Regions from separate parts of the Homo sapiens genome. Here region 1 is linked to region 2. A link is an interaction called in ENCODE POLR2A ChIA-PET data of the cell type or tissue named here. Cell type or tissue: Caco-2. All regions are shown on one strand. Each heading gives the region's core, and the rest is flanking DNA. Links, peaks and the distances in the headings are about the cores only.

Region 1 (9,868 bases), core at 2,013-7,012, 180 kb before region 2:
TATTTAAAGGCTACCTCCAGGGTGGGTAGGAGTCAGTTTGTATAGATTCCCGGGCACCTACAGCAAAGTAGATTCCAGCAGCTTTGAAGACAGTCAATCTACAAAGGGACACAGGTGCTGGCTACTGGGAATGAGCACACGCCGGGAGTCCGTGCACATGAAAATGGCAAAGGGATCTGAGGGGATATTGACAGAGCAGGACCAAATCTGCTATAAAAAGGAGGTGTTTCAATTCTAGAGAAGGAGGTCCAGAGAAGACCTCCTTGAGAAGATGACATTTGAATAAGAACCTGCAGGAAGTATGAGCCAGCTATGCAGGTACTCCTAATTTCCATTGCAGTGCCTGGCATGTAGCATCTACTCCATGTTGTTTGTTAAATAGCTGAATGAATGGATGAACAACGAACGATGTTTCATGTTTGCTTTCACTGGCATGAGAAGGATTCCAGGCTCCTGGTCCCTACCTTGAGATCGGATGCTGGAGCAGGTGACTTGTACCAGCCAGGAGGTCCAGCTGCAGGCCTCTTGCATCATCTCTCCTGCTGACCTCGCAGAGCCGGGAGAGAAATTTGCATTCCAAGTCCCACAGCATCCTGGTGAAGAAAACACTCCAAGTGTTGGAGAGTTGCAAACTTGCTGGGTGCGTGTGGGCTGCCTCAGGAGCAACAAATGAGCCTGTGCAGATGGTGCTGAGATAAACGGCGCCATCTTTTTACTGTAGCAGTACAGTCGTAATTTTCCAGAGACATTTATTAGGTGGCGTCTCCCTTCTGCGGGACTGTGCTGTGGCTGGCGTGTAGAGCTGTTGCAAGCAAGGTGGAGCACGGAACCCAGTGCTAATGGCGTGATGGGCACCCAAATCTCTCCCATTCCTTTCCTCTCATTCTCGAGTCTGACAATTTATAGGTTAGTTTGATGCTTGAAAAGCTGTGTCTCTCTAGTAATATGTATTCTTTGTAAGTATGCCCTGCTGTGGCATATACTGAAAGAACTCCATCGGATAATTATCTTCCCTTTTATTTATTCTCCTTCTTTTCACTTGATCTGCATCACTATAAAATATTCCAGTGGTCTCCTCTGAGTAGAAAGTCTTCTTCGTGATTGTAAAGTGTATTTATATACAGTATTAAATGCACACTAGGTGGCTCTTCATCACAGCACTTGCCTGATGAGACAGAGCTCTGTCCGTGGTGGGGTTGACGAGGTCCCACTATTTCCAGTTGGGAGAGGGAAAGCTGGGGTTTTTGAGGCCACTGGCTTGGCCACAGGCCCCAGTGGTATGGAGAGACCATCTCAGGAGCCTATGTTTAGCTTTAACTTCCCCTCAACACACCTTGACTTGGAGAAAGCAGCCATTCCCCCACTGCCTCTGGGATCTTTGCCCAGAATCCCCAGGGAGCCTCCTTTGCCATGGGAGTCTTGGTCCAACTTGGTCCAACTCCCCACTCTTCTCAGAATCTAGAGAAAGTGAGAGCTCACTAGTAGACCACAGCATCTGTGTCTGGGTCCTGGTGACTTGCTTGCTTTAGTGTCCTCCAGCCCTTTCATGTGCACATTGCTTCTCTAACTAGACAGAAAGCTCCCTGTGGACAGGCACAAGATCATCCACCTCTCTTGATTTCCCCAAAGCCTTAAGCACAGAGTTGGGTGATCAACTTACGATGAGCAGTAAATAGGTATTGCCTTGAGTCCCTTTCTAGGAAGCACTGGCGGATTAGGTCCTTCATTCCATGTCCTTGATGCTCATATTAACTTGCATATTTAATACACGGCTTTGTCAAATATTTAAAAGTCTCTTCAACCAGATGACAAGCCCCTGTAGCATCTTACAATCTCAGAACTGGAAGCCTCTTCAGGGGTCCCACTGTCCTCCTTACATCCAGTGTATGACTATGAATCCTGGAATTTCTTTTGCTCTTTTTTTTATTCTCTCAATGCCCAGATTATATAACTGGAATAAAAAAGATGCAAAAAATAATCTAGAAAGAAAACGTACTTAGAGTCAAGACACCTGGGTTCTAGTCAATTCCTTCACAGAGTCACAGAACCTTTCTGGCCTTTATTTTCCTCATCCATAAAATATGGAAATACTTATAATCTTACAAAAGCTAAAGATCTAAAGGTCTTTTGGCTCAACCTTCTGCTCCCAGATGGGTATCTGTGTAACCTGGAAAGGCTGCCAGAGGGGGGATCTCAACAACTTTACTTAACAACTTTACCTGTGTTCTTACCTAGGGTTTAACCACCCTGGAGTTAAGAATGTCATCCTTTTGCCTCTATGTCTTGCTTGTAGTTCAGGCAGAATCTCTGTGTTCCTCAATTGCTTACCAGGGAGAGTGTAGGTATTTCTCCTTCCACCATCTGGAGCTGAGAAGGGGAAGTTTAGAGTGAGGGCTGGGTGTGGACCTTCCAGGGGAAATAGTTCTCCATCCAGCTTTGCATCAGGAACACCTGTGGAGCTTTCAACACCTGCACAGGCCAGGGGCACATCTTGGATCCGTTGGATTGGAGCCTCTGGGGATTGGGTCCCTGCGTCTGTGTTTTTCAAGACTGCCCCCAGTTGATTCTGAAGCTCCAGCAGAGTTCAAGGGCCATGTGGGGATCCTATGGCCCTTCTCCCTCACCCTCTACCTCTGTAGGTAGGAATTGGGAATACCTTTGGGGTCTCAGCTTCTATCACTGGGTTTGGTGGTAGGAATTATAAACAAGGCAGATAATAGACTCCACTTCAGGACCACTAGACTCCACTTCAGGACCACAGCAGCAGCTGAGTACCACAGCCTTGGGACAAACCAAGGGCAGCAGAGAAAGTCGAAAACCCAGAATGGGGCTGAAAAGGACCATGGTGATCCTGTATCCTGGCAGCACTGCCTGGAGAAGCCGTCACCCACACCAGCTGCCTGGCAAGTTGGGTTGATGCAGTGCTTCCTCTCCTGGTCACCTGTGGAGTATACTTTTCTGATGTCCATCTCACTCAGGTTCCCAAGTGCATACAGGCTAGCTGCTAAGATCAGGTAGGTTCCCTGCCTTCTAGAAGCTTAACATCTATAGCAATGCCCCATCCTTCATCCTACTCCCAAGCCTCAGCCTCTGCCTTATGTAGAGAACTTCTCAATGCCAAAGCTCCTGAGGCCTCTCTCCTATAAACCCTACTGTTGAGTTTCCATAGCCTACCCAAGATCCCTGCCTTCCAGATGAGGCTGAATGTGCCTTAGACCACAGTAGGAAAAGGGTCTTTGTCCTAGCTCTTGAGGAAGGAGGGACATGGCCACTCATGGTCATCCCTTGCAGGGTTTCACATTTTGGGCCAGACCCCTCTTCTACACCTGCCTCTGGGTCTTACCTGGTCTCAAGACCTTCCTAACTCTCCTCTGTACATTTTTGGCCTTCTTGGCTTCTCTGACCCAAGCTTCTCCCATTGTCTTCTTGACTTATGCAGATATTCCTTATTTCCAATCTCCTCTCCCACGTCTCAGCCTGCCCCCTTGGCCTCTCTCTGAATGCGGGAAAGTTTAGCACAGGGAGTGCCAAGTGGGGTTTCCCATCTCTTTCGGAGTACTCTTCTGGAAAGGAAATTTCTGAGCTCTCCAAACCACAGCCTGGGGCATTGCCATGGGAGGTGGCCTGATGGATGAGAGGTGCCCTGGCACGGGCATCTTCTAGGGAGATCCAGGGTCTTGAAGCATTCTCTCTTGTCACACCTGGCTTGACCTGTTCCCAGGAAGTTCCCTTTCTACAGCCAACCATTCTCCTCTATCTTATCCAAGGCTGGAGGGCCAGTTACAAGCTCCGAAAATGAGCTGGGAAGAAATGCCTTTCCCCCTGGCATTGTGGTGTGCTCTTCTCACCCAGGGAACCTTCCAGGCACCACTGAAAGTTCAGCAGCAGCTGTTCGGCATTTACATTTTACACAGTGCAAGGTTATTTGACTGCCAGGATTCGATCCTCTCTAGTTAATAACCTTGACTTATGGAATAATAGCAGCAATGGCTCAGTTTCTTTTCCTGCCAGGGATTCCTGCTGCTGGGAGTGGTGGGTGAGCATAGACCCCGCTCTCCAAGACCTTCTGTCTTCTTGTCCTTCAATGAAGGAGACCCTGTAGGACTGGAGAAGTATGCTCAGGTCTGCTACGAGCATCTCCCGTACGTCCTCTCTTTGCTTAACAAGCCTCCTTAGAACTAACTGGTCCCCTCCTTTGGGCACACCTTTCCTGACTCTTGTCCTCCTTAGTCTGCAGCAAAGTAGAATGGGCTACAATCTTGATCCTTCTCCTCTCTGGGAGTACTTCCTGGCAAGGGTTAACTGTGTGTATAAAATTGATTGCGATTTTAGTAATTCGGTATAATCACAGTCTACCAGCAGGTTGCTTTTCCAGCAGGAGGGTTTGGAATTATTTTCTGGAGTTTGCAATATAGAACTTAAATTAAGCCTCGGAAGTCAGGGGAGCTCCGCAGCATCCCTAATGCGGTGCTAAATTCTCAGCAGCACAGTCTCCGTGTTAAAGCCTTCGCTGGCAATTAGGTTCATTAACTATCACAATACCTTATTTATTACTCATCGTGCCATATGGTTTCCCAGCTAAAGAATGGCGCCCGTTCTCCTACAGACCATTTGGCATCATAAAAATGTTAACAAATAATATTATGGCTCTCGGGGGCACAAGGCCTCGCTGGGTTCTGGGTCTGAGCGGCGGGAGAGAATATGAAAACATTTTTCTTCTATGGCGAAGTAAAAAATTCCTCAAGACAGAAGTATTCAAAGAATAGAGCACTTGCATAACATAAATGGGAGTTTTATTTACCCTCATAATGGTTATGTCAATATTTGCATCAGCTGGGACTGTCACTCATCTTCCTCCCCGCTCTCTTTTGGGGTTGTTTTCACTTTCATCTTTCCCCTCTTACTTCTTTATTTCTGTGGCATGAGGTCAATCTCAGCCCACACCACCCCAAGGCCTGGGGGTTTGCTGCTGATGGGGTGATGGATGCGCTCGGGATTCTCCCAATTCATCTGCTCCTGGGGTCCATCATAGCCCAGCCCCCTGGCCCTGGCAGCCTGCTGGGTTCTAATCCCTCCTCAGGGCTTTGTCTCCCTGTTCTGCCTTCTTCAGCCGGTGTTTTCAGTAGAAACTGGAAATGGATGCATGTGCCAATGTTGCCCTGTGTTGAGCAACGCATTCTGCTGCCCAGGCCTTGCCAGTCCTCCCACTGTGGAGGGTGGGGCCGGGGTGGTCAGAGCAGGAAGAGGAGACTTCAGGAGGGGTGGAGAGATGCACCTCCTAGGGCCAATCCGACAAAGCCATCTCAAGAGGACGAAGCATCTCCCTGTCCTTTATCCCCTGGATGTAGAAGTGCAAGGCATTTGCCTTGGGGCTACAAGCAAAGAACTACAGCAGGAACTCGGGGGGCTCTTTAGTAAGCAGGTCCTCCAGCTGTGAGGGGCTCCCCTCATCTCCCAGCTGCAGCGTCCTCTGAATGAAGGGTGTGCCTGGGCAGTATTCCCATGCAGGTTCCAGAGAGTACCTTGTACTTTACCTTTTCTCAAATGACTCCTTGGACCTGGATGGCAACTGTCTTTGGAAAGCCATCAAATGTAATGGTTAAAATGATAAACCCTAGAGTCTCTCATTTCAAATCCTAGTTTCACCATTTACTTATCTGTGTAACCTTTTTATGGCTCAGTGTCTTCATCTGTAAAACGAGGATAAAAATAGTACCTTGCCATAGGGTCATTCCTACAACTAAATGAGTTGGTCTCTTTAAGGGCCTAGGACAGTAGCTGGCACAAGGCAAGTGCTACACAGGGGAGAGCTGGGATTGGGGAAGGCTCTACTGAGCCATCTCTTTCTTTTCTTTTCTTTTTTCCTTTTTTTTTGAGACAGAGTCTTGCTCTGTCACCAGGTTGGAGTGCAGTGGTGCGATCTTGGCTCACTGCAACCTCCGCCTCACTGGTTCAAGCGATTCTCCTGGCTCAGACTCCCAAGTAGCTGGGACTACAGGTGTGAGCCACCATGCTCTGCTAATTTTTGTATTTTTAGTAGAGACGGGGTTTCACCATGTTGGCCAGGCTGGTCTCGAACTCCTGACCTCGTGATCCACTTGCCTCGGTCTCCCAAAGTTCTGGGATTACAGGTGTGAGCCACCGTGCCTAGCCTGAACCATCTCTTACTTTTGCTCTGATGTTTCCTTTTATCCCTTTGAGGCATTTGGGAGGGTGGACTGCTCCCAATTCCACAATCATACTGCATCATCCCACATCCTGATTCTGACCCTGAGGTCAAGCCATGTGGGCAGGGGCAGCGCCAGGGTGACATTTCCCTCATTTCCACATCATTTCCTCCACTGGACCATGTGTCGTTTGGGGCTTACAACTACATGACTTCCCCCGCACACACTACCCCTACCCTCAAACCATGGCAGCCAAGGCTGCTAAGGACCTGAATGGAATCAGAGACTCAGAATGTCAGGCTGGATGAAACCTTAGAGATGACCAGAGAAGGCAGTGATGAGGCCACCATTATACAGCAGGGAGAGGGCAGAGGCCAGTCCCTAGAATACATTCCCATCCTCCAGCTCCACTCAGCAGACCAGTGAGGAAGGGAACTGAGTGCAGCAGAGGAGAACTTGAAATTAAATTCCATTAAGTGCCAATCACATGCAAAGCACAGAAGGGATCAGGCCTCATTGCTGGAATCAGTGGATGAGGCTTTGAGATGAGCTGACTCTAGCATAGCAATGCAGGGAGAGCTGCCCCTCATGCCCAACCTGCTGAACCTGAGTCCTTCAGGTTACTCTGGGTGAGAACAGTGTCAAAGGAAAGCCTGTTCCCATTTTCATGAGCCTGCTTCATCATTTGAGGTGAGAGTCATACAGATTGCCCTACCCAGTTGGCCCAGCAGGTTCCTCCGGAAGCTTTCCTCTGTCCGTAGGCACCTGGCTTCCTTTCTGGCTAGTTTTCTCCTACTAGTTGCAGCTGACCAGTTTGTTTCCCCTGGATTCTTCTAGGAGGGAGGGTGCAGGGCCTGGGGTTATGCAGTGATAATATGCAAAGATGTGTGTGTGTGTGTGTGTGTGTGTGTGTGTGGTGTGTGTGTGTTCCTACATGCACAGATACAAGCAAATACTATACCTAAGTATGTGCATAGTTCAGTGATATATTCTTTTTTTCTTTCAGTACATGTAATCAGATTCCCAGAGGTCACGTTCCTGATCTATCACCCAAGAACTGTGTGTCTTTGGGCATGTTTCCTGATACCTCTCTGCCTCATCTTTCCCCATTTGTAAATGGGAGTCATCAAAGGTTCTACCTCAAAGTACTGCTGTGATGATTAAACACAACCTATTCAAAGCTTAAAACATCATCCTGTAGTGTGCACTGAATAAATACTAGCTATTACTGTACTCATTAATATTATGCATGATCATCTACCATGGGGCAGGTTCTAGTATCTATCTAGCTATCTATGTACATTATATATATATATATACACACACACACACACATATTTCCCTATATTTTCTCATTTAGTCTTTACAGCAATCTGTAAGATAGATATTCCCTTCTCTATTTTGCAGAAGGCAAGGCATGCTCAGAGGGGTCGAGTTACTCATGGAAACACAGGCATTGGAGCCCATATGCCTGGACTCTAAGTCTGGTGCTCACTCCACCATAAGGTGTTGCCTTTCCTCTGCCTCCTGAAAGGACAGGCATGGGGAGTGCAAGTCTCCATTCCCATGGGACCTCCGTGAGGGCTGAGGCACCAAGACAGACTGTCCCACTCCTGAGGGTCACTCTGCCTCTGGATGTTGCCTCTGGCCAGCTCCCGCAGTCTGGGAAGGAGAGGGTCAGGCCAGTCAGGCCCGGGGGACAGGGGTCTCACCAGGACTTTGATCTACAGCCACATGTAGGGGAAGGAAGGGCAGCTTGGGACGGGCAACGCAATCAGGAGTGGATGTACCAAAAGCTGAGACCATAAGAAAGAGAAATGAGGAGAAGCAGAGTATCAGGAGATCATTTTCAGGAACATTAGATAGAGGCCAGAAAGGAGAAGTGGGTAATTTTAATCCCATGCAGCTGCTGGAAATTAATTTAATTGTGCTGGTGCTGGCTCTTCTCCCTTCAAACCCGTTTCATCAGGGCCTGATGGAGTGATGAGACCGAGGAAGACAGCCCGGCCGCGCCAGCCAGCAGCCCTGGGTATGCAGCTCCAGGCCGGACTTCCTCCCGTTCCTATGGCTGCTACCAGAGAAGATGGGAAAACTGGCACTTTTTCAATCTAGACGTTTCTCCTCTTGACAGGGGACTGAAGTGAGACAACAGGAAGAACTTCCCAACAGCAAAGAGTGTGAACTATGCGAATACGTGAAGGCGGCTGCAAACCATCTTCTCTAACTCTTAAGGATAGAGAGACATTGGTAGGACCCTTCGCCTCCTGAGTCTGCACCTAGTGTATGAGTTCCACCTCAGCTCACTCACTCCATGCAGGCACACGGACCCACACCACAGTCAGACATCAGCATCACACACACACACACACACACACACACTGTCAGGCAGGCACGAAGTCCACACTGGTGTCTGACACTGGATGCAGGGACAGACTGGATCAAGGACAGACAGCCATATGCAGACACTGACATTACACCCAGCGCAGACATCCACAGTAGAGGCGAACGAATGCCCACTTTTGCCCAATGGCTCTCTATCAGGCTGCACGTTAGAATTCCCTGGGAGTTTTTTTGTGGGGGTGCGTGGGGGCTTTGAGACAGGGTCTTGCTCTGTCGCCCAGGCTGGAGTGCCGTGGCACGATCATAGCTCACCACAGCCTCCACCATTCAGGCTCAACCCATCCTCCCACCTCAGCCCTCCTAGTAGCTGAGACTGACTACAGGCACGCGCCACCATGCCCGGCTAATTTTTGTATTTTTTGCCAAGACAGGGTTTTGCCATGTTGGCCAGGCTGGTCTCAAACTCCTGGGCTCAAGTGATCCACCCACCTTGGCCTCCCAAAATGCTGAGATTACAGGCGTGAGCCACCGCGCTCAGCCTCCAAGGGAGCTTTAACAACGATATCCACGCTCAGGTCCCACAGTCGGCGCTTCTGACTTAATTCTGAACAAAAGCCTGCAGTGGGGCTTGCACAGTGGTAGTTTTCAAAGCTCCCAGGTGATCCCAATGTGCAAACCAGGGCTGAGAACGCGCCTTGAGAGGTACCTTCCTTCCCACTCTGGCCTAGCGCCCGTTCGGTTCTGCCCGGTGACCACTAGAGGTCAGCAGGGCTTGGAGGACGTGGCCGCGGGTGGCCCAGCAGGGTCCCGCCCGGCGCTGCGCTCTGGCTGCGGCGGGACCGTCAGCCTTCTCCCCTTCTGGCCTCCAGCGGACGGAGGTCAGGCGCTGACTTGGCCCCGGGCTAAGAGGGGACGCCGCAAGGGGGCAGGGGCGGCCTGCTGGCAAAATCAGGCCCGTGAGCCGCAGAAAGTCAACTTCACTTGGAAGGTTTTTAAAAAGCATCCCAGATTGAAGCCTCACAATCCCGCCCCCACCCTTCCGCAGCGGGAGCCTCTCTGCACCAGGATTCTCTGACCTGGTCACTGCCTGGCCCTGTGCGCGGGTGGGCGCGAGCTTCACGCGCACTCACAGCCAGCCCGGCACTCCAGGGCCCCCATAAGTATAAAATAACTATTCTGTCTTTTCCGTAGGAGGAGCCAGCATTTGGATCCCAAGGGTTGTTTATTTTGACTCACTGCTGTTTTTGCTGGAGAAGGGTAAAACAGAAAGTTCCTTTACTTTGGCTAAGATGTGGCACACATAACTGCCCTGAGCCCGAATTTCTGATGAGCAAATAGAAGCGGACCAGTGGTTCAATCTT
Region 2 (9,868 bases), core at 2,480-7,479:
CTTGCAGTGAGCCGAGATCGCGCCACTGCACTCCAGCCTGGGTGACAGAGTGAGACTCCGTCTCAAAAAAAAAAAAAAAAAATTTCTTCTCTGAACCTTAGGAGAAGTTAGCTAACAGAGAGATTGTAGGTTTGGGTCAGACGCAATGTTCCCTGCCCCCAGTAGGAGAAGATCCATTACAGATTGGAAATGACTTTGTCTCTTAAGTGTGCATTGTCAGATGGGACGCACGTTCCCCTCAACCAAACAAATATAAAATGCTTCCAGCCTCTGCCTCGGATTTTCTATTACTGTTTCACAGGACTCCAGAGAGTTTTAAGATAGCAATTTGATTAAGCTTATGGGGAAGATCCCATCAGATAACATTCTTTTTCTGCAGGTAGAGATAATGTGTTCAAGTATTAAGTATGTTTTAAAGGTAATTATCTTTTCCATATTCATTTTAGTTACAGGAATTGACAAGGGGGAGACTCTGCATCTGAAAGCTGCCCCTTGGGCCCTAGAGTCACTCTGACTGCTCTCCTCTGGGGAACACACTTGAGGCTTTTGACAAATGAATGAGCACCAAGGGTTTTTCTATTTTGAAATGGCTCGGGATCCCCTGTCTCCAGACAAGTGGTCTAGAGGGCAAGGTCTTGGCCACTGACCTCATCTGGCTCCCTAGCTTAGATTCCTTGTTCTGGGACACCCACTGGGCCCCAAATCTTAAGCTCCTGGATGTCAAGAGGGAGCCTGGCTGCTACTCAGAAAGAGGACTTGTCTCATCTAGTACCAAGTCATGGTGCCATATCGCCAACCTTTCAAAAGTAGAGTCTGGAATTGCCATTTACATATACTGAGCCCAGTGTTGGGGTGTTTTCACATCGGGAGACACTAATTAGGGGTCCTAGAATTCTAAAATCTGTAGACTCCTAGACTGCAGAACTGTTGCAAGGGGCTTTAGGGAGCATGATGCTGAGCTTCAGAGGGGTTCTGGGATTTGTCTGGGATCACACAGCAGGCTAGAGAGAGACACTGTGGGCTAGAACCCAGGAATCCCTGGTCTTAGACCACTGCTTCTGTCCCTCTACCCACAACTCTGTGCCATCTCCAGAAAAGCTCCTCTTTCCCTTTCCTGGAAATCCCCAGAGTAGGAGATTCTGCCCCCAGGCAGCCCTCCTTGGCCGTCTGTGAGTCAGGGTCTGCACCAGGGCTCTGTATGGGCCTGAGGAGCCCCCATAGCAAGCCTGATGCTGATGGCCTGGAGTTCCTCAAACCTCACTTTGCCTGCTAGCTGTGCTGTTCTAAGCATTCTGTACATTTTTACAAAATAGAAAAATTAGGGCTCAGCCCGCTTTCAGAAAGCTAACTATTGCTAGGGAGGAAAACATACATATCTAAAAAGATAAGTAATAAAACAAGGCAATTGGATGTGATATACCTGCACTAAGAATTGAGGAGTGATGTTTTTAGGTTCCCCATCCCTTTGTCTGCCCAAAATCCAGTCTGCTGTGGCTAGACACCTATGGCTTCTGCACACAGCATTTCCCCCATGTTACTTCTCTGTCTGATCTCTCAGGTGCCCTTGGTTTGACAGCTGCAGCTTGTTGGTCTGAAGGCAAGTGACACTGGGAAAGGACCCTAGTGAGAGGTTTATCACATAAGACCCCAGGATGGCGGCATGCTCTGTTTTTGAACGACTGCCTCATTCCTGTAAGACAAAGGTGGCAATGGAGGGTGGATGCAGAGTTGATGGCTGCAGCCCAAGTTTTGGTGCTTGGCCTCATGTGTTACATCCTAGGTAAGGATGTCTCTGCCATCTTAACACCCATACCTGCTCTTGCGTCTCTCTCTCTTATCCTTCAAAGCATCATCATTGTCTTACCCCAGCTACACAGTGAAATCATTTAGAGGAACTTTATGAAAAAAATGTATTAATAGCAAGCAAAGGTTCCCACCTCAACCCGGATGAGTCAGAACCTCCTGCATGGGGCTCAGACATGGATGTATTTTCAAGCTCCCCAGGAGATTCCTATGGATAACCAGGGTTTTGAATTTCCAGATGGGATAAGATTAGACTCTGCTGCGTGGCCCAGAAGGTTCCTCACAATCAGAGTCACAGGCCTCATCTTTTGTCACCCCCTATGATGCGTGTACACTGAGCCACTTAGAATTTCCCAGACTCTCCTGGCTGTTTTTCTCCTCCATGCATCTTCCACTAACCCCCACACTCTCATGTGTCTTGTTTGCCTGATACACACACACAACACACACACACACACACACACACACACACACACACATATTGAGGCAGAGTTTCACTTTGTCACCCAGGCTGTAGTGCAGTGGCAAGATCTCAGCTCACTGCAACCTCCGCCTCCTGGGTTCAAGCGATTCTCCTGCCTCGGCCTCCTGAGTAGCTGGGATTACAGGCATGCGACACCACACCCAGATAATTTTTGTATTTTTAGTAGAGACAGGGTTTCACTATGTTGACCAGGCTGGTCTCGAACTCCTGACCTCAAGTGATCCTCCTGCCTTGGCCTCCCAAAGTGCTGGGATTACAGGCGTGTGCCACCATGCCCAGCTAATTTTTGTATTTTTATTAGAGATGGAGTTTCACTCTGTTGGCCCGGCTTGTCCCGAACTCCTGACCTCAGGTGATCCACCCACTTCGGCCTCCCAAAGTGTTGGGATTACGGGTGTGAACCACCACGCCTGGCCTTGCCTGCCTGGTATTAATAGAGTCTTCTCAGCTCATTTGTCTTCTCTATGACACCCTTTTCACAGTTGACCCTCCTTCTGGTCTCCAGCACCATAGATGTACACCACTTGCCCTTAGCTATCTTGCCACTGCACGAGTTAGGGTGAAGATTGAACCACCTTGGGGACTTGGGCCTTTCTACTGTGTTAGTTCAAATAATCATTCAATAAATGCTTATTGCATGATTAATCAAAAACAGAAAAGGGAGCTTCCTGATTAGAAGCAGGAATGAAGAATCTGTTCTTGTCTGGCTTCAGATTTTTGCTCTTCACTTGCCAGGTGAAGGACCTTGGAAGAGTCACTCATCCTTTGCAAGTCTCAGATTCCTTGTCTGAAAAATTAGGACACCATACCTGCCCTTTATACCTCAAAAAGGGATGTGAGGACCAAAATGGTCTTAGAACAGGGTAGGGTCTTTGCAAGCAGTAAAGCATGATTCAGATGTAAGGTGATGTCATTGTGATGTTTCCTCTTGCTGTGGTTTCCTGTCATGGGCTCTGGCTTCAGGGTGCCCTGCAATGCCAATGCACCCCAGTCTGTGCCCTCTGCACAGCCTCCCATCCCAGCTTTTCTGGGCCCTTTTCTTCCGTTGGCTTCTTTTATCTTGCACCTACCTTGCTTTCTCCCTGCACGTACCACCACCACAAATGCTGTACAAGAGCAAGTTAACCACTATTGTTTGGAATGATAGAGAAAATAATGAGGGAAACAGACTGGTCCATTCAGTGATTAAGTATTCAGTAATTAAGTATTCAGTGTTAGGTGGTGGGCAGAAGTTAGGAAGAAAGGTATCTTAAGGTTTTTGATTCGGCGTCATCCGAATGGGTCAATGAGACAGATTCCACAGGCAAACCATTCCAGATCCATAACCTCTAGAGTAGAAAGTTTCAGAAGGAAGAGATTCCCCAAACTGTGTAATTCCCTTGTAAATCTCATTCATTCAATGGGATTTGAGAACCAACCACTTGTGCAGGTGCCCGCATCCGAAGATAACTTGCCCCCAGGAGACAGCAGATAAGAAGAGGGCAGAGACAAAGGAGGTCTTTTTGCGACTTGCATCATGGATGCAGAAAAGGTGGATAACCCAACTCTGGTGGGGTGAGTGGGCAGGGAAGGTTTGGAAGCAGGAGGAGGAGACACTCAAAGCTGCTTTGGGGTGCACTTATTTTGTGTGCTGGAGAAGGATTTGCTGGCCATTTCTTGTGAAATAAACTTTTTTGTGTATGCATGTGTATGTAGGCTGTTACTAATCCCGTTCCTTTCTTGATCTACTGTTTTTCAGGTTAATGGTGTCTGGGATTTGTGGAGGGAGGAAGGATATAAAAGGGCAAAAACAGGAGACCCCGGTGCCTGGATTCAGAGCCTTCACATTCCGGAGATCCCCAGAGGCCCCTCTCCCCAGACCCTTCAGCTCCAGAAAGCCATTGTGCTCCCTCCTGGCCTCTGACCCTGAGGCTCTGGGAAGCAGCAGGTTGTTGACACTTGGACAATCATTTCTTGCAAGGCAACTGCCTCCCTGGGGGGCTCTCCTCTGCCTTAGGGTGGTGACTATTCCCCCAACCAGGGTTAAGGAAGAGAAAAATTAACTGTTGGTCAGAGCAGGAGGCAAGGATAGAGAATCCTCAATTTCAGGCCCCCAGGCATGTTCACCCCTCTCTCACTTGCCACTTCAGGAGTACACCACAGCCCAGGGATAAGCTTTAGGAAAATGGGTTCGAGAGAGGCATTTCTGATCAGAGTTCCTTCTGGCATCCTGCTGTGGGTCTCATGTTTGTTGAGGGGACCCCATATTTCTTCATGAAGGATATCTGTATGTCTGCTACAGTCTCAGGAATGCAGCCACAGGAACAAAGAAATTTCTAGCCCTGGTGCTGCTACTTATTAGGAGCAAGACTTCAGACAAGTTGCTTGTCCTTTCAGAAGCTTGGTTTCCTCATTGGTAGAAGAGGGTCAAAAAGCCACTTGCCCGGTGAGCCTGCTGAGAAGAGCAGATGAAGGAGGTGTACTCTGCACTCTGTGAAACATTGCAAATGTGCGGGTTGATCATTAATGTTTTCTCTTACAGCCAAAGCTAGTGTGTGTGTGTGTGTGTGTGTGTGTGTGTGCGTGCGCGCGCGTGCACAGTTTGTGAGTGTCGGGTTCCCAAGCATTTACTCTCCTCTCTCCTTTCTAGGACATTTCAGGAAGCATTATTCAAAAGCCGGTGGGGTGGGACAGAGGGACTATTAAAATTTTTAAGAATCACCTTGCATTTCTTTCACTTTGGTCTTAATAATAAATAACTCTAACCCTGCAGCCAGGAGCTGGGATGTTCTGTCCAAATTAGCACAAATCTCTGTCTGCAACAGCCGAGCATCCCCGTTCAGTGGGCGGGATCAGTACCATTTCCCCAGCAATGAGAAAAAGCCCTCTTGCTAAGCTACAGAAAAATCTCCCTTGTGCTTTAATTTTGGAAGAAGCGGATTAGTGTGGCCATATTTAACCTTTGACCCTGAAACAAAAGCATTATCAAAATTATTTACCAAGAGCGTCTGTCTTCTTCTCCTCACCCCCACTTCCCTGTTTGCCGGGGCTAGTTTAGAATCTTGGTAAACTTCCCAGAGCAAGAGCAAAATTTTGGAAGGCCATCATTACCTTAGAGACATCCCAGGCCTGGTGTTCACTGCCAGGGCTCTTGGGGTCTAAGGTGGGTTAAAGGACAGAGATGAGAATCTTATACCACAGTGGGGTTCAAAATTTGTGAGTTGGATGTAAAAACTCTTTCTCCTCTGAAACTAGCCTAGTTTCTGGCTGTCTTGGAGATTTAACTATTCAGATGATATGTTGATTTTTTTTTTGTTTTGTTTTAAAGATGGAGTCTCACTCTGTCGCCAGGCTGGAGTGCAGTGTCTTGATCTCGGCTCACTGCAACCTCCGCCTCCTGGGTTCAAGCGATTCTCCTGCCTCAGCCTCCCGAGTAGCTGGGATTATTACAGGTGTGCACCACCACCCCTAGCTAATTTTTCTATTTTTAGTAGAGACAGTGGTTTCACCATTTTGGCCAGGCTGGTCTCAAACTCCTGACCTCAGTTCATCCACCCTCCTTGGCCTCCCAGAGTGCTGGGATTACAGGCATGAGCCAAGTGAGTGACCTAAAAGTGCAGATTGATTTCTACCTTCTTCTCCTTCCAGGCAGAAATCCATAGACTTGGTGGTGTGGGGTGGAGGTATATCTAGACCTGAGCCATTTCTGTGGGTTTAAATCTCATCTTCCCTGTCATTAACTGTCACTGTGGCCTTGGACAAATTATTTGAACTCTGAGCCCCCCACCTACCTTCCTTATCTGTAAAATGGGCATAGCAATAATAGTGCCCGCCTCCTAGAGTTATTTTTGAGGATAGATAACAGGATACACATGAAGTGCTTACTGTGGGGTTTGGTGCTTACTAAGTGTTGAGCCAGTGCTAACTACTGTTACCACAGTTGTTACCATTGTCATCAGTATCATCCTTATTGATTCTTCGTCACTTCCCCAGGTCCTGGTTGGCTCCCTTCCCCCTCCCCCGCATTGGGGTGTTATTGGCGACCCGCCCCATTTCCTGCTTGTCCTCTGCCCTCACCTTCTTTGCAGTGATTTTCAGAGTCCCCGTTTGCGTTCGCAGTGGGGAGTTTGACTTCATTTCATACCAGGAAGGCCAGCTTGCAGTGGGGGATTGGGAGGGCAGAGCGCTTTATAAGCTCGCGATGAAAGCTGTAAAACGAGATGGTCAAGGATCTGGCCAGGCCTGGTTCGGGATTATGGCCGGCCCCTGGAATGCTGAGGGGGGCCTCTTTTAAGAAGCCAGTGTCTATTTACAGTGTATCTCTCATAAACCCCAACGCTGGGGCGAGGGCAGGGGGACTCGCCCTCCTGGCATGTGATTGATTATCTGGTATTTATGCCATTGAGGACTTGTCAGCGGTCTGGGGTCAAAGGGTCATCTCATGTGTCTTGCCGCCAGCCCACCTCCTTTTGTACAGTGTGGACCGGGCGAGCTGTGCACAAAACAGCTTTTTCTTTTCCTTGGGAAAGGGGGGATGGGGAGGGGGGAGTGTCAATGAAATTTTTTTTTCAGCCTTTTCTGAATAGTGTTCTTTAAATTCTAAAGAACTTTTAATTAAAAGTCGCAGGAAAATTCATCTTGAGAAGGTTTAACTTACCTTAACAGATACTTTTGTGTCCCAAGAAGCTGGGAGTGACTTTGAAAGAAAGAAAGAAAGAAAGTAAGGGGCTTTGTTGTGCCTCTCCCCCTCCCCCAGGCATTTTCAAAGTTTCCTGGAGTTCTTGTCCACTCCTGTCTGGTGTGGACCCTGCTTGGGAAAGCAGGAAGGGAAGAGGTCATTCTTCTCCTTTAACATAGCCACACAAATTTAGAAAGGGACTTGGGGATTCTCTGCTCCAATTTTCTCCTGTTATAGATGAAGAAACTGAGCCTTGACAGGTGAAAAGACTTCGCTATAGAGTCACACAGCTACACAGTTGCGGAGTCAGGCACTGGGCTCTGATTCTCTGTATTTCCTAGTGCTCCTTTGAGCATGCCAGGTTGCTTCCCGAAGCTGCTTTGGATGCCAAGTGAAGATAAATGTAATGATACCTTTGCTGTCGTTCAGTCCTGGATGTTTGAGACTTGGGAACCACCCTTAAATTCCTTGGGCTGGAAGCATCCCTGAGGGACCACCTGGCTTATCCCCCCATCCCCCATCGCCTGCCTCGGAGCAGGCAGTCCGTGCTCACGTGTGCCGGAGGAATTGCTGTGGGTCCCTTTTCTAAAAATCTGCAGAGGAAGTCTCTATGTTTTCTGCTTGGTAGAAAATGCCGGCACCCCTCCCTCAACCTTCATCACTGGATGGTCTGGACATCCTTCTGAACAGCTGACTTTGTTTCTTCCTTCTGTGGCTCAGGAGTGGCCCACCCATGGAAGCTTGTCTGTCTGTTCCCCCATCCCCCCGACCCCCTGTGTGCCCACAGGGGGCCATCCAGAGCTGTGACTGGCCAGGACACCTCAGTCCACTGTGCTGCTCCACCATGGCCTGGCTGCTGTAGGGAAACATTGTCCCTCTTAACTCTCACCCAGGCTTTTGGTGACGTGAGGCCTTGATGAAATGCTTTGTCCATCGCTTCCAACTCATTGAACCAAGGTGGACACTGGGCAGAGAAATCATTTGCCAAGAGATAGGTATTTGTAGGACTCGCATAAATTCACGTGTCCTGTATCCTGTTGTTTGTCTTCTCCATCCCACCACCTCCTCATTTAAAAAATGCAATACAAAGAATTTTCTTCTAAAGAATAGCTTTAGAAATCCTCATTCCTTTCCATTCCCTCCATTCCCATTCACATTAAATTAGCGAATGCTAATTTGGACTGATAGGGCACCACTGTGAAAAAGGTGTGAAGAAAGATCTGCTTCTTGCTCATGGGAGGAGACCCCAGCAGTAATTAGATTCTCACTGAAGTCACTGGGTGCCACAAACTGTGCCAGTGCTTACCTCAGACTGTGTTATTTGGTCCTCATATTAACTTTCCAAGATGAACATTCCTGTGTCCAGATGAGGAACATCAGGGCTAGACATAGGTAGCCTTCTCTGGGGTATAATTTGCTTTAAGCTAAGTAGTATTAAACATGTTAAACACGTCATCTCTTTGAATCCACATAAAATCCCTAAATCCCTGTGAGACAGGGATTGTTGTTATCCTGGTTTTAGATGAAACAGGCACAGAGGAGTTAAGTAACTTACCTGAGGTCACACAGCAGTAGTAAGTGGTGAAGTGGGGTTTGATCCACCATGAATGACTGCAGAGTTCACACTTGAACTACTTGCTGCTCCACCTCTTTTAAGTTGTAGAGCTTCCTGATGCTGGCGCTCATGTTTTGTTTTGTCTTTTCCTACTATTCTGACATAAATCTGCTGGGGAGACACTATATATAGACATATATAAATCAGCCAGAGACCAGCAAAAGGTCACTGTGTAATCAGATGCCAGCCTGGGTGGTGCGTGGAGAGGAATTTAGAGAAGGAATATGTTAACGAGGACACAGTATTTAGTCTCATGTCTGGACCCCCATAGTAAGGGGACAGTGCCTTACTCATCTTTCCATCTCTGGGACCTAACTCAGGGCCTGGTACACATTATATGTTCAATAAGTACTGATTAGATTACTGGGAAAGAGTTAGTAGGGGAGATGGGACTTGAAGTTTTTTGAAAATGATATTAATAACTGTGACAGTTATTTGTGAAGTTTTTTGAAAATGATATTAATAACTGTGATAGTTATTTGTGAAGTTTTTTGAAAATGATATTAATGGCATTACCTTTTATGGCATACTGGCCAGGTACTCAGCTAAGTTTATTATTTAGTTGTATTAACTCTCACAGCAGCCCTATGGCTATTATGATCCCTGGAGTAAACTTAGGCTGAAGAGAGATTCTATATCTTGCTGGAGGATTTAAAGTCTCAGGGTGGTTGGTGTTATTTGGGGGCTTTTTTTTGGCTTTTTTGTTGTTGTTGTTTTGAGACAGGGTCTTGCTCTGTCGCCCATCCTGGAGTGCAGTGGCGCAATTTTGGCTCACTGCAATCTCCGCCTCCCGGGTTCAAGCGATTCTCATACTTTAGCCTCGTGAGTAGCTGGGACTACAGGCATGCGCCACCACATCCGGCTAATTTTTATATTTTTAGTAGAGACGGAGTTTCGCCATGTTGGCCAGCCTGTGGTGGTTTGTTTGTTTGTTTGTTTTTTCTTGATTTTGAAATTATTTTTTTTCCTAAAGCAGAGAAGAAGGCACAAGTGAAGGAGAAAAGGCAGACGTGAGTGATGATGGCAGAAAGTCTGCTCAATTGGGGTGGAGGGATTTGGAAGCCAGAGAGAGGAGCTTATCTTTTTTTTTTTTTTCCTGCTTATAGGTGGAAGTTGCTTCTTTAATATAAAGATTTCTGGATCTATGAGGTTAACTGTGTCCAGTTAATTGAATTTATAATTCAGCACCAAAACGCTGAAAAGAATTGTCTTTTATGTCCCTTAATGAGTGCTATAAAAACAAGTGGTGAATCTAATTTTACGAATGTTCCTTTATGACTTACCTGATAACTAGTAGTTGTTCAACACA

Evidence for each region. Peaks named below come from ENCODE experiments on the same cell type or tissue, not always from the same donor. Only the 100,000 strongest peaks of a DNase experiment are listed, where the experiment ranks them.
Region 1: POLR2A ChIA-PET joins it to region 2 with 5 read pairs; 4 of 35 experiments call an interaction of 5 or more read pairs at or near these places.

What each region holds. Positions count from the first base shown.
Region 1 is chr11:114,026,964-114,036,831 of GRCh38, forward strand. LOC124902761 (a long non-coding RNA gene) reads left to right here and starts at 8,307. Exons shown (of 2, transcript XR_007062896.1): 1 at 8,307-8,414; 2 at 9,699-9,868. RefSeq lists an enhancer at 9,160-9,868 and a silencer at 9,313-9,362. In Caco-2, for the core only: no CTCF peak of the experiment used is centred there; no DNase peak of the experiment used is centred there; H3K27me3 peaks cover 133 bases.
Region 2 is chr11:114,205,346-114,215,213 of GRCh38, forward strand. The region is part of intron 4 of ZBTB16 (zinc finger and BTB domain containing 16); the gene reads left to right. Among named protein-coding and RNA genes, the nearest start is that of NNMT, 86 kb to the right of the region's middle. RefSeq lists enhancers at 7,171-7,671, 7,672-8,172. In Caco-2, for the core only: no CTCF peak of the experiment used is centred there; DNase peaks (open chromatin) are centred at 4,208, 4,766 and 6,576; H3K4me3 peaks cover 266 bases.